2 separate regions of the Mus musculus genome follow, and region 1 is linked to region 2. The links are chromatin loops, found by intact Hi-C in ENCODE. Cell type or tissue: gastrocnemius. All regions are shown on one strand. Links, peaks and the distances in the headings refer to the core of each region. The heading gives the core; the rest is flanking DNA.

Region 1 (5,383 bases), core at 91-5,090, 71 kb before region 2:
CCGTGAAGGAACTGAAATGTAAAGAAATTAAGAGTTTTCCATAGCCACAGAGGCAGTAGATCTGAGGAACCTTGGCATTGCTGAGTGCAGCCTTATTTTCTTCCTCCGTGCTGGCTTGAAATATTAATGATGCCCTTGAAAGTGTTCCCATCCGGTTTGGGTTTTTTCCCCCCTCAGGTATATTGATTTATATTTTTTTAACTTAAAAACTTCACAGCAGACAACTTCGAAATGGTTCAGAAGTTATTAAGTTTTCAATTTAAAAGTAAAACCTAACTGTGTCATATGTGACATGTCTGATTGAGGAAAATAATAGACTTAGCTTTTGAAAAGTTTCTCCAAAAAAATCTCATTCTTGAGTACTTCTGGGTTTAATCTTTGTCTTTCTTCCTGGTAGCTACTAGCTTAGCAGTTGTTTAGCCTGGCAAAACGAAATTTAAATTATAGTTACTTTGATCCAATCCTAAATGCTATTACTTAATTTTTAATTGTATTTATTTGTTTTTGCTTCCAATATCAATATTGGAGATTAAGAGAAGACTAGAATTCAGATGTGGTGATAAAGCTTAAATGCTGGTACAACTTAGTATGGCATCACATGTAAAGTTTGAGAAGATACATTTTGGAGATTATGAATTAGCAGCCTAAGTAACATTTCTTTTAAACCTTTGGAGGTTCAACATTAATAAGCTAACTTCAAATAGTTGAGAACATGATCTTGAAATAATTACAAGTGTGAATTCTTGCAGTAATACTCAAGATACCTGAAAATCAAATATAATTTTAGAAACTCAGATAGTTTGTAATGTAACGACTATTCCAGGAACATGTATGATGACTAATAGCTTTTATATGACCATTATTTTTGAGTAATGGGTTATAGATGAGAACCCCCCTCAGGAGTCTTGTTTATTCGTAGTTGGCATGAGTCTGTCCTGCTACATTGAAAAGGCAGAACAGCATGAAGGAGCAGGCTGAGCACAGTCTACTATATCCAATTTGACTCCCACACTCCGTGCATCATATCTGAAAGGTGGAAGCCGGAGTCCCTAACTTGGAGGGCTGCTCAGACCAAAGATCGGAAATTGACTTTCCCTAAAAGTTGATCCTTACCTCTGTGTACTTTTTCTTTCTCACACCCAAACTTTGCTCTTGTCCATTCAGTAACAGCCCAAGTTGTACCACTGCCTCACCATGCTCTGCTTCAGTGACAGCCCAAGAGCCACTGCCTTACCATGCTCTGCTTCAGTGACAGCCCAAGAGCCACTGCCTTACCATGCTCTGCTTCAGTGACAGCTCAAGAGTCACTGCCTCACCATGCTCTGCTGATCGTACTTTTCCTCTGTGTGATTCTTCTCATCCTCCGTTCTTGATTTTTAGAACCACAGACAGCCAAGTATCATTTTAGAATCCCAAGATCCTTTGTCATTCTGTGCCAAAGCATGAAAGCTGACCTGTGTCCTGTCCTGCTCCGTGATCTATGCCAGAGACAGTCCCGCCTCCAAGCTTCGTCTACAGTTCCTGAAAACAGTCACCTTGTCTGTCTGCCTCAGGGACAGATCTGGAAAGCAGTCCTAAGCTGGCATCAGAAACAGTTTCAAGGCCATCGGTGCATAATGCTTATGGAGTCCCAGAAAGAGGGCTGGTAAGGGAGAACACAGATTTCATGTGGTTGATGCACCTGGCCTGGAGACTAGGAGGGGCATGTCCACAAAGATTGTACATGATGTGGATATTGTTTAAAACTCCATCCAATTATGTAAATAAACCTTAAAGACTGCAGATACATCCTTCCTACACAGCCTTTTAACTACTTGTATTTCAAGATTGTGTGCCTCAGCCCTGTTGTGTCCTGGGAAGCAGTTTCAAGCAGTGTTTAAAAGCAGCCTTGCAAGGCAAGGCAGAGTTCTGAGTTGGTTTGCTTTCTGAGTTGTCCACTTTCTGACCCTAGAGCCCTGGGCACAGTGTTTTATCTGCTGAGTAGAGGTAATAAAATCTTGCTGCGTGGTTGTAGCTCAAGTAGAGAGGTTAAGTCTTTAAGAGGCTTAGCTCAAGTGACTGCTCCGTAGATCACTGCCCTGTCATCATCTTCATAATCACCAGCATGGTTTTCACAGCTGCGATTCCTCATTGTCCGTAACTACGTGATGACCTTGGGCGAATCACATGGCCTTTCAGAACCTCTATTTCTTCATTTAGACAGTGTCTGGATGTGGGATAATTAGGACTCTCACTGATTGAGCAAGAATCGCATACAGCTCTTCCTTTCCCTTCCCATTCAACTTGACCATGACTCCCCCCCTCAATCTCTCTTGGAAATTATGCACGGACTAGCTACTATGCATGCAATATCACCATGCACTTTATTTTGATTAAACTTGATATGTGAAGATCTGAATCTTTTGTACAGTACTGAAATAGTCTGGATTAAATACGCAGTTACAATATAAGTCGTTGCCTACAGAAAGATCCATTGTAGACTTCCTGTACTCATGGGCTTTTCTGGTAAATTAAAAATCAGATCTGATTTACAAAAATATACTGAGTTTGCCTGTAACTCTTCAGAAACATATAAGTATTTTTTTAATCTCTTTGAATTACAGTCTTTGTGAGTTGATTTAATCTGATTTCTCTCTCTCTCTCTCTCTGAAAAACAAGCATGACTGCAAATATTTGTAGCTAGTTCCTAGAGAGGGAGATTCCATGAATCCCAAATCAAGAATCCTGGCATTAAACCAAAACAGAGATAAAGCCAGGGAAACTGGAATGCACGGACGATGTTGGGGCCCTTTCTAAACTGGGGCTTTGATAACCTGGGCCCTTAGCATCGTGGAAGCAAACAGAATAGCATCTGCCATAGGCGGTACTCTGTACCAAGCACAGAGCTATGCAACTAATGAGAACCACAGTGTCATCCCCTATCCAAACATGAGAAGGCAGTTGTTTCAGGTAAGGGATCTTCCACAGACCTATGAGTAGTAAGTGATGGAAGCAAACCACTAAATTGGTCTTGCTGTACAGCTATTTCAGGGTGGTAAAAAGCCATCCATTCCTTCCTGCTTCTTCCCAAGCTCCAGATCTGTACACAAGAGATCACAGACAGAAATGCAAAGATTGTTCTTCCTTGTGATCTCTGCACAAAATACCTCCTTAAACCAGTATGGTACTGACAGCCAGTCTTGCCTTCTCTCGGGCTGGAAGTCTGGCTGTCTTGCAACAGTGTGGTGCATTGCTGCTGGGATGGACTGGTGGGCAGAGGACTGAGAGATGACAGACTCTCTTGGCCAGACATGACTCAACAGTTCTGATCCCCTACGTGCCCCAGTAAGAGTTCACCGCTGATGGCTATATAAAGCAGTTGTCAGCAGAGAGGTGGCCTCTCAGATTCAGAACGTCCCATCTGCCAAGTCCCACATGAGAAAAGTGAAGACAGGGCCCATCTGGAAAAGATGACCTGCTTCTAGAAAGATTTATTACACAGGGGTCATGTTGCACCCATGAACGTGCTCACCAAGTTGACTCCTTCCTTCCTTCCTTCCTTCCTTCCTTCCTTCCTTCCTTCCTTCCTTCTTTCCTTCCCAATTAAGACAACTCATTAATCTCTTCAAAATGAAGGGATAACCAGAGGGACTTCTCCAAGGGTTAGAACAACCAGTCTTGCTAGAATTCTGTCCTGGCATTATATTCTAATAGTGACCTTTCTTCATAAACACCCTAAGTCAATATTGTGAAGAAATTGCCCTGGTTTGGATGTTAAGGTGAGGCCTGTGTCCTCATGTTCTAACCGGTCAAGAAACATTCTTAGTGAGCTGAGACTGCTCACAAATCCATTTTTGGTTTCAAGTCATTTTAAGATATGCTATCTTATCACCTCAGGCTTCACAGTGCATTTTCACAGTGATATTAAAGGCACTGTGTGGCTTGGGATTTGATTTAGATTTTCCTTGTGATTTCCCACATGATCCAAAGTGTCTGACCTTTATTTGGCATTAATGAGGAAAACACACCTTGAGAATATTTGAGAGGAAATATGCACATTTAGTAATGAGTGACATCTTACGCGTCATTTTTCTCACAGCCTATGGATGGTACAAATGATAAAATTTTTAGACCTCCAGTGAGAGGAGACTCACACGAAATGCTTATGTAAAAGCCCTTGATATACAAATATGTGGAGATGAATAACAAACTCATCGAGCGTTACTTGTTCTTAAAAATACATTAGTGGGGAATGACATTGAGAGATGGTTCTGCCGGGAAGGAGAATTTTGATTACTTGGCACCCAAATAAAAAGTTTTACCTGATAGTATATACCTGAAATTCCAACTCTAAAGAAGCAGAGACAGGAGAATTCCTGAGGCTGCCTGGCTAGCCAGTCTAAGCCAAATCATAGCACTCTGGGGACAGTGAGAGACCCTTTCTCAAAAATAAACAAAAAACCAATTGTGGAGAGCAATTGAAAAAGACACCTAATGTGGAGCTCTGCCCTCCACATATAACACACGCACATGCGCGTGCTCGCGCGCGCGCGCGCACACACACACACACACACAGAGAGAGAGAGAGAGAGAGAGAGGACAAAGACTTGTCAGGGCCAAGGATATACCCTAGTTGGTAGAGTGTTTTCCTGCTACTACCAAAGCCCTGGGTTTCACCCCCGCACACATGTAGTAAGTGTGATGCTGCACACCTACAGCACACATGTAGTAAGTGTGATGCTGCACACCTACAGCACACATGTAGTAAGTGTGATGGTGCACACCTACAGCACACATGTAGTAAGTGTGATGCTGCACACCTACAGCACACATGTAGTAAGTGTGATGGTGCACACCTACAGCACACATGTAGTAAGTGTGATGCTGCACACCGCCAGCACACATGTAGTAAGTGTGATACTGCACACCTATAGTCTTATTGCTTAAAATGTGGAAGCAGAAGCAGGGGGATCAGAAATGCAAGGTCTTCAGCTACATAGTGAGTTCAAGACCAGCCTGGAATGGTTGCGATCCCGTCTCAGATAAACAAACAGACAAATAAGTTGACCTCTTTGAAGTTTAGGATAAAGCTTTATCCTAAACTTTATAGATAATGCATTTCTGTGTCTTGTGATCACTCTAAATGGGACCCTTCTGTTCCTAGTTTGTCAAATGTACATATAGGTCAGTGGGTCCTTTAAATTAGCCCATCTATGGGCTGAGATATTTACATGCCTATAAATGGAGATAAACACAATGTATTTGGTAGATTGAGCAATTGCCATGTCTTACATATGCCCAAGATGATTTTGTTCCCAATTGTGTGGCATCACAACTATGATAATGAAATACCATGTTTGAATGTTACTGACTTCCTAAGAACTTTGTAAGTACTAGGAAAATG
Region 2 (5,383 bases), core at 140-5,139:
CTGAGATATGCTTTTCATATCTACATATCTTATTTCATCTGACTTATAACATTATGCCGGGGCCTAGGCCTCAATCTTCCACTCTGAAATATGATTGTTTCAGTAACTGTTGAACAGAGTCTCAAATGATGAATGATAGATAACTAATGTGTCAGCATATGAAATACTGGTACAGCCATGTTTCAACTGGTTCCCTGAGCACTGCCCACTGAGTTGCCCTGCCACTACAGCCAACACTAAGGCTATGATTCATGGAACGTACATAAGGAGACATAATACAAGTTCTCATTTTAGATGTAATTGGTGTCATTTGTGTCGATGTCTTTAATATGGAAACAGAAACAAGTGCAATGCTTTCTTGGACCAGTTCACTGTAAATGTGTGAGAGTCTGAGAGCCTAGTCTAAGAGACCGTTCAGATGGTTTGGATCAGTTAGGTGAGCGGTCACAGCGCCCCACTGAAAGCTCGTGGTTCTTCCTTGTAAATACACCTGCAGAGCCAGTGAAACTGGAGTCACCTCAGAGTCAGAGATGCCCTTCTATGTCACCGTACCAGAGAAGTAACTAACAGGCTTATATAAAATGTGAAATTAATTTGAGGAAAATGGATCACTTCCATTTTAAATACTCTGGGGAAAATCCCAAAATAAAAAATTCAAAGGATATTGTGTAATCATTGACAAATCTTTAATATTAACATAAATTAAATAAAAATTTTAAATTAAAATAAGAACGTTTGATTCACAAAAACGTTCTAAGGGGTTTAATTCCTATATGTATTAATTTTAAAGAAAATTGGGTATTTTTTTAATCACTTTATATGTTAGTCATGTCAGTGTACAAAGCACTTGCCTTCCTGAGCTGGATAGCGTCATTTAGAGTGTATAGCTTATTAGGTGCACTCTCTGGGGAGTTAATCAGCCATTTCCCTTTGATTTGAGCGTGGTAGAGTGCACCCCGCCAGGGTTTATTGCTTCATCTCCCCCCCCCCGCCCCCCCCCCCAGTTAAACTGTTGGACATTTTTTTTTTTTAGGAATTCACTTATGCATGAGGTGTTGGCTTACTGTGTTCAGGTGCTGACCCTCAACACAGAAGACAGCATAAGCATCCCTCAAAAATTACCACACTGCAGTGCAAAATACAGAGTAAACACTCGAATTGTCTTTTGTTTTTGTTTGTTTTTTTAAGAATAAGCATCCCAGCCACTTGAAACTCCCTATGTAAATTGTAATGACCTTTATCAGAGCGCTGATGCTGAAGACCTGTACTGAAGAATTCACATAAGTGTGCTGCCACTTGACTGGTAAAAAGACAATGTCCTTCAAAATGCAATCTCTATGATTTTCATTGTTTACAAACAGAATTTAGATAGGAGTCATCTGGATTGATCTTTACCTTAGCAAAAACCTATTGTTGTTGTTTTTTAATGGACATAAGTTTTAATTATGACCTAATTTGAAATGAAATATCAAAGAGCTAGGCAAGCGAGAAAACAGAACTCCCCAAATAAAAGGGCTCACAATCAGATCACAGTTAGTACTGGCACTTTCAAATAACTGTGTCTCTTATCTTGCCCTTATCAACCCTAAGTTGGTAACTCGGTGTGCAGTTGGATCCCTAAGGAAAAAAGCTAAGATTCCTGGGAATCCTCTAAAATTAATAATCTACCTTCAGACCACTCAAGTGAAGTCTGAAGTGAAGGGAAATGGCTGAGTTTGTTCACTTGAAACTGTGGGAAACCACCCTGCTTGTTCTTTAAGGGCACAATCCTGTCTCTGCACCACATCTCAGCTGATTATTAACTCAAGCTGTGGTGCCCTTCTGTAGGTCACCTATAGGCCAACAGTGTGCTCATGTGCAGTTTCTTAGGCCAAGCAGAAACATAGGCATCAAGGCTCACAGATGACTAATAGGATATATTTGAAAAATTACTTTGAACTGCACTAAAGATCTCAGCTTTTTTTTTTAAGAAATGGATTAATTTGCCTCCACTAAAATGTACAAAGTGAAGATGTCTGTGTAAAGCTGGGGTATCAAACAGAAGCAGCTGTGACCCAAGAATTTACTGTCTCTAAGATTTGATGGAATTTAAATTGGGCCCAAAGAGAATTAACAGGCTAGAGTGCACATCGTGTCCCTCCTGAGAGCCACTGCTTTTCCTTTTAGTGATACAGAAAGCTTTGGAGTTCGCAGGGTGTTTTCTGCACTCTACAGACAATGCATGTAGAATGCCTTACGCAGGTTACTGGTCTGCTACATGTGGCCTGGAGGATAGCATCCATGGTGAACTGTATGTGAGTGGCGCCCCCTGGAGTTACACAATATCAAGGAACTAGTTGGACCATAGAGACCACAACTGTTTCACTGGTTAGATTTTAGAAATTAGCAAAAACACTAACTCTCTTTATGCTAATGGTCATAATTCTGTCTGAACTTTTTTTGTTTTCAACAAATTCCCATAAGTAAGGACTGAGTGAGTGAGGTAAATACCAAAGACAGTTTATACATCATTATTGGTATTGCAGACTGTAATATGGCCAATATCAGAAGAAAGGTTCACTAGCCGTCTTTGGATTGAGTAAACCTTTCTCTTGAGTACATCTTCCGCTTCTCATAATGTGGCCCTGTCTCTGGGAGTGTCAAATCTTAATCAGTTCAAAAATACATACAAAAGGGTTTTTGCTAGTAAAAAGAGTTTTGTGAGAAAAAAATAAGAGGCAGAGATTCAAGAAATTATTTAGCTTCTACTCAGTAATTTTTAATTTGTTTCTTAACATGTTCATAGATTTCAAAGTGTCATTATTATTTTATCTCAGATAATTATCTTAGTGCCTTGGCTGTGATACAAGATTATAGTTTAGCACACAGAATAGGATCTGTAATGTAAAAGCCACATCTAATGACACAGTAACTTCCTACTCCAAGTGCTTACTGATAGTGCATTTGACGTGCAATTGAAAAGCCCGACGATGGCTTCCGTTTTACAAGGGACATAATTTCTAAGGTAACAGTTCAGGGGCATTCCTCTGCTGTCTTCTCTGTATCCGTGTGTTCTAGAGAAGCTACAAGTATCTATGCCAGGGAACACTGTAGCTCAAAGGATGTACCGTCCAGCGCATGCTGTTCCTTTTACCCCAGAGGGTCTCCCACTGGGCACTGCCACCTCAGAGCCCGCCCCAGAAGCAGCGCCCAACCTCTGCTCCCTCTTCTGAGGAGGTTCCCCAGTCCTCTACAATCTGGAGAATTTTTTTTTTCTATTCACTGATTCCTTTAGTTCTCAGTTGCTACATCCTTGATATCTTTCCCCCTCTTGCTTCGGGTCATCTTTTTCCTTGAACTTTGGATTGTGGTTTGAATTTCTTTTCTTCTACCTCCTGATCTTCAGTGGGTGTCCAGGTGAAAGGGGGTTGTCTTTATTTCTAAAAATATCATGCTGTCCAACACATGGCATGAGACAAATTGCTTTTAGAACAATCAAGTTTACTAGTTTATTTATTTATGGTTGATTTGGCATATGTTTTTCTTAGTATTTTAGTAGTTAGATCTTTATTTAGAATATGTTGTTGTTTAAATTAACTGACCACTCTCTACAGCCATACCACCATGTGCAGAGCCCATCTTGTCTGATGTTAACTAACCATTGCCACTTCCCTCATGACATTGCTGACCGCATTGACACCTAAGGCAGTAGAGAAAGAGATGCCATGGTGTATTTTCTTTAACGGAGGAAATAGTTTTACTCATTGCTTTAGACACGAAAAGATCAGTTCTCTATAGAGAGCTGGGCACTTGCCTAGCGCTCCGTGAATCTGCCTTTCCGTATACACTGAACACAATTTTACATTGTGACTGGAGCTTGCAGATCTGCCTCTCTGAGGCAGGAATTAGAACTCAGGAGACACCGGAGGGGACCGCACAGTAGATTGTAGAATGTCCCACTGGGAAGAGTTCATTACATTTTTAGTTTTAAGTCCAAACCTTGTCTAATTCATTATCTTTTTGAGTTTCTGAGAAATGTTGAGGATTTGGGAAATCAATGGGACTTGGCACAAAAGGGAATTAATGGGTGAAAAAATGTATCTCTGGATGTCATTTCCTGTGAAACCTATTTTGCCAATGGATAGTGGGTATTCTGGGAACTATAGAAGTGACTCCTAAAATATGAGGTTATATTCCCGTCAGTTCCTAGGTGGAGGTCAGGGTGGTCATTCCAGTAACCCTTTCTTTCTTGCCACTTCTTCATATGGGACTTTCTTCTTCCTTCTCCTTTTTGACTGCTCAGGCTCAAACCCTGGGCCCTGTGCAATGAGGCGTGTGCCTTACTGCTAAGCCACACACACACACCCAAGCACTGGTCAGTGCCAGGGGGATTGCAACAGCTCTCTTGAAGCCACTTGCAGTAGACAGCTATCTCCTGCTGCTCAGTCACTGGGCTGTAAGGAAAGTCAGGCTGGCCAAACAAGCCCATTGTTGATGGCATTTGATTGTGGCAGTTGACTGCCTGGTGCCATGAGTTTGCTGGCTCTCCTTCTTGCCTCTCTCACTCCTCAATTAAGGTGCTTCCTTGCTAATGAAGTGGGGTCAGTGCTGTTGCTATTTAACAGCGTCTCACTTTCACTTGAAGGTTTGCCCAGGAAGCAAAAGCTGTTGACACTGCGTCAGATAAAGTACCGAGGATAGCAAAGTGTCAGTCACCGAGAACACCAGGAGAAAGTAGAGGTGTGCCAAGTGAGGGCACCTCTGCTCCACAACGGGCAGCTTCACTTGCCCTAAATGCCAGTCCGAGGGAGCCAATGATCCTCACTGCTGGCTTTTACACACCCCAAACTCAGGGGAAACGGGTTGCATTGTGGAGAGCCCTTTCTATCTTGCCACGTGCAGTAAGGTATCACATAGCTGTATCTTTATCTCGAGGGCTAACTGATGCTGTTAACTTTCCGCCCTGATGCCAGGAAATGGTAATGAGGAAATCATCCTGTTCGTCTTGTACTTGAAAGTTATATTTAGAGAACCCTGTTCTTGAGCCAAAAGGGTAGTAAATAACCCTCAACTACTCAGTGCACTTGAAAAGAAGAGGCCCTGAAAAGTGTCCTTGGAACTTTGCATGGTATCATGTGCCTGTAATCCTAGCATTTGAAGTGGAGGCTGGAGGGTCAGGAATTCAAGGCCAGCCTCTGCTGCACAGTGAGTTAAAGACTACCCTTAACTACCTGAGCCTTGCTCAAAATAAAATAAATAAATAAATAAAAATAAAAAAAAGTTGGAGGTATCTTAGTACCTTCTAGAGGTATACAACTCCAAAGTGGGACTTTAGGGCTTTCTTAGCTATTCGTTAAAAGGATTTGACCTAAAGTATTACCCTTTACCCAGAATTATGCAGCTG

What was found. A loop is a pair of places that touch in the nucleus more often than their neighbours do. Peaks named below come from ENCODE experiments on the same cell type or tissue, not always from the same donor. Only the 100,000 strongest peaks of a DNase experiment are listed, where the experiment ranks them.
Region 1: it touches region 2 in a loop (2.3-fold over the local background); 2 of 42 quality-filtered maps call a loop at or near these places.

The regions. Positions count from the first base shown.
Region 1 is chr2:77,524,438-77,529,820 of GRCm38, reverse strand. The region is part of intron 3 of Zfp385b (zinc finger protein 385B); the gene reads left to right. Among named protein-coding and RNA genes, the nearest start is that of Gm13944, 64 kb to the right of the region's middle. In gastrocnemius, for the core only: no CTCF peak of the experiment used is centred there; no DNase peak of the experiment used is centred there; H3K4me3 peaks cover 792 bases; H3K27ac peaks cover 2,032 bases.
Region 2 is chr2:77,453,713-77,459,095 of GRCm38, reverse strand. All of the region lies in intron 5 of Zfp385b (zinc finger protein 385B), which reads left to right. Among named protein-coding and RNA genes, the nearest start is that of Gm13944, 6.2 kb to the left of the region's middle. In gastrocnemius, for the core only: a CTCF peak has its summit at 2,315 (motif pointing left); a DNase peak (open chromatin) is centred at 2,297; H3K4me3 peaks cover 182 bases; H3K27ac peaks cover 817 bases.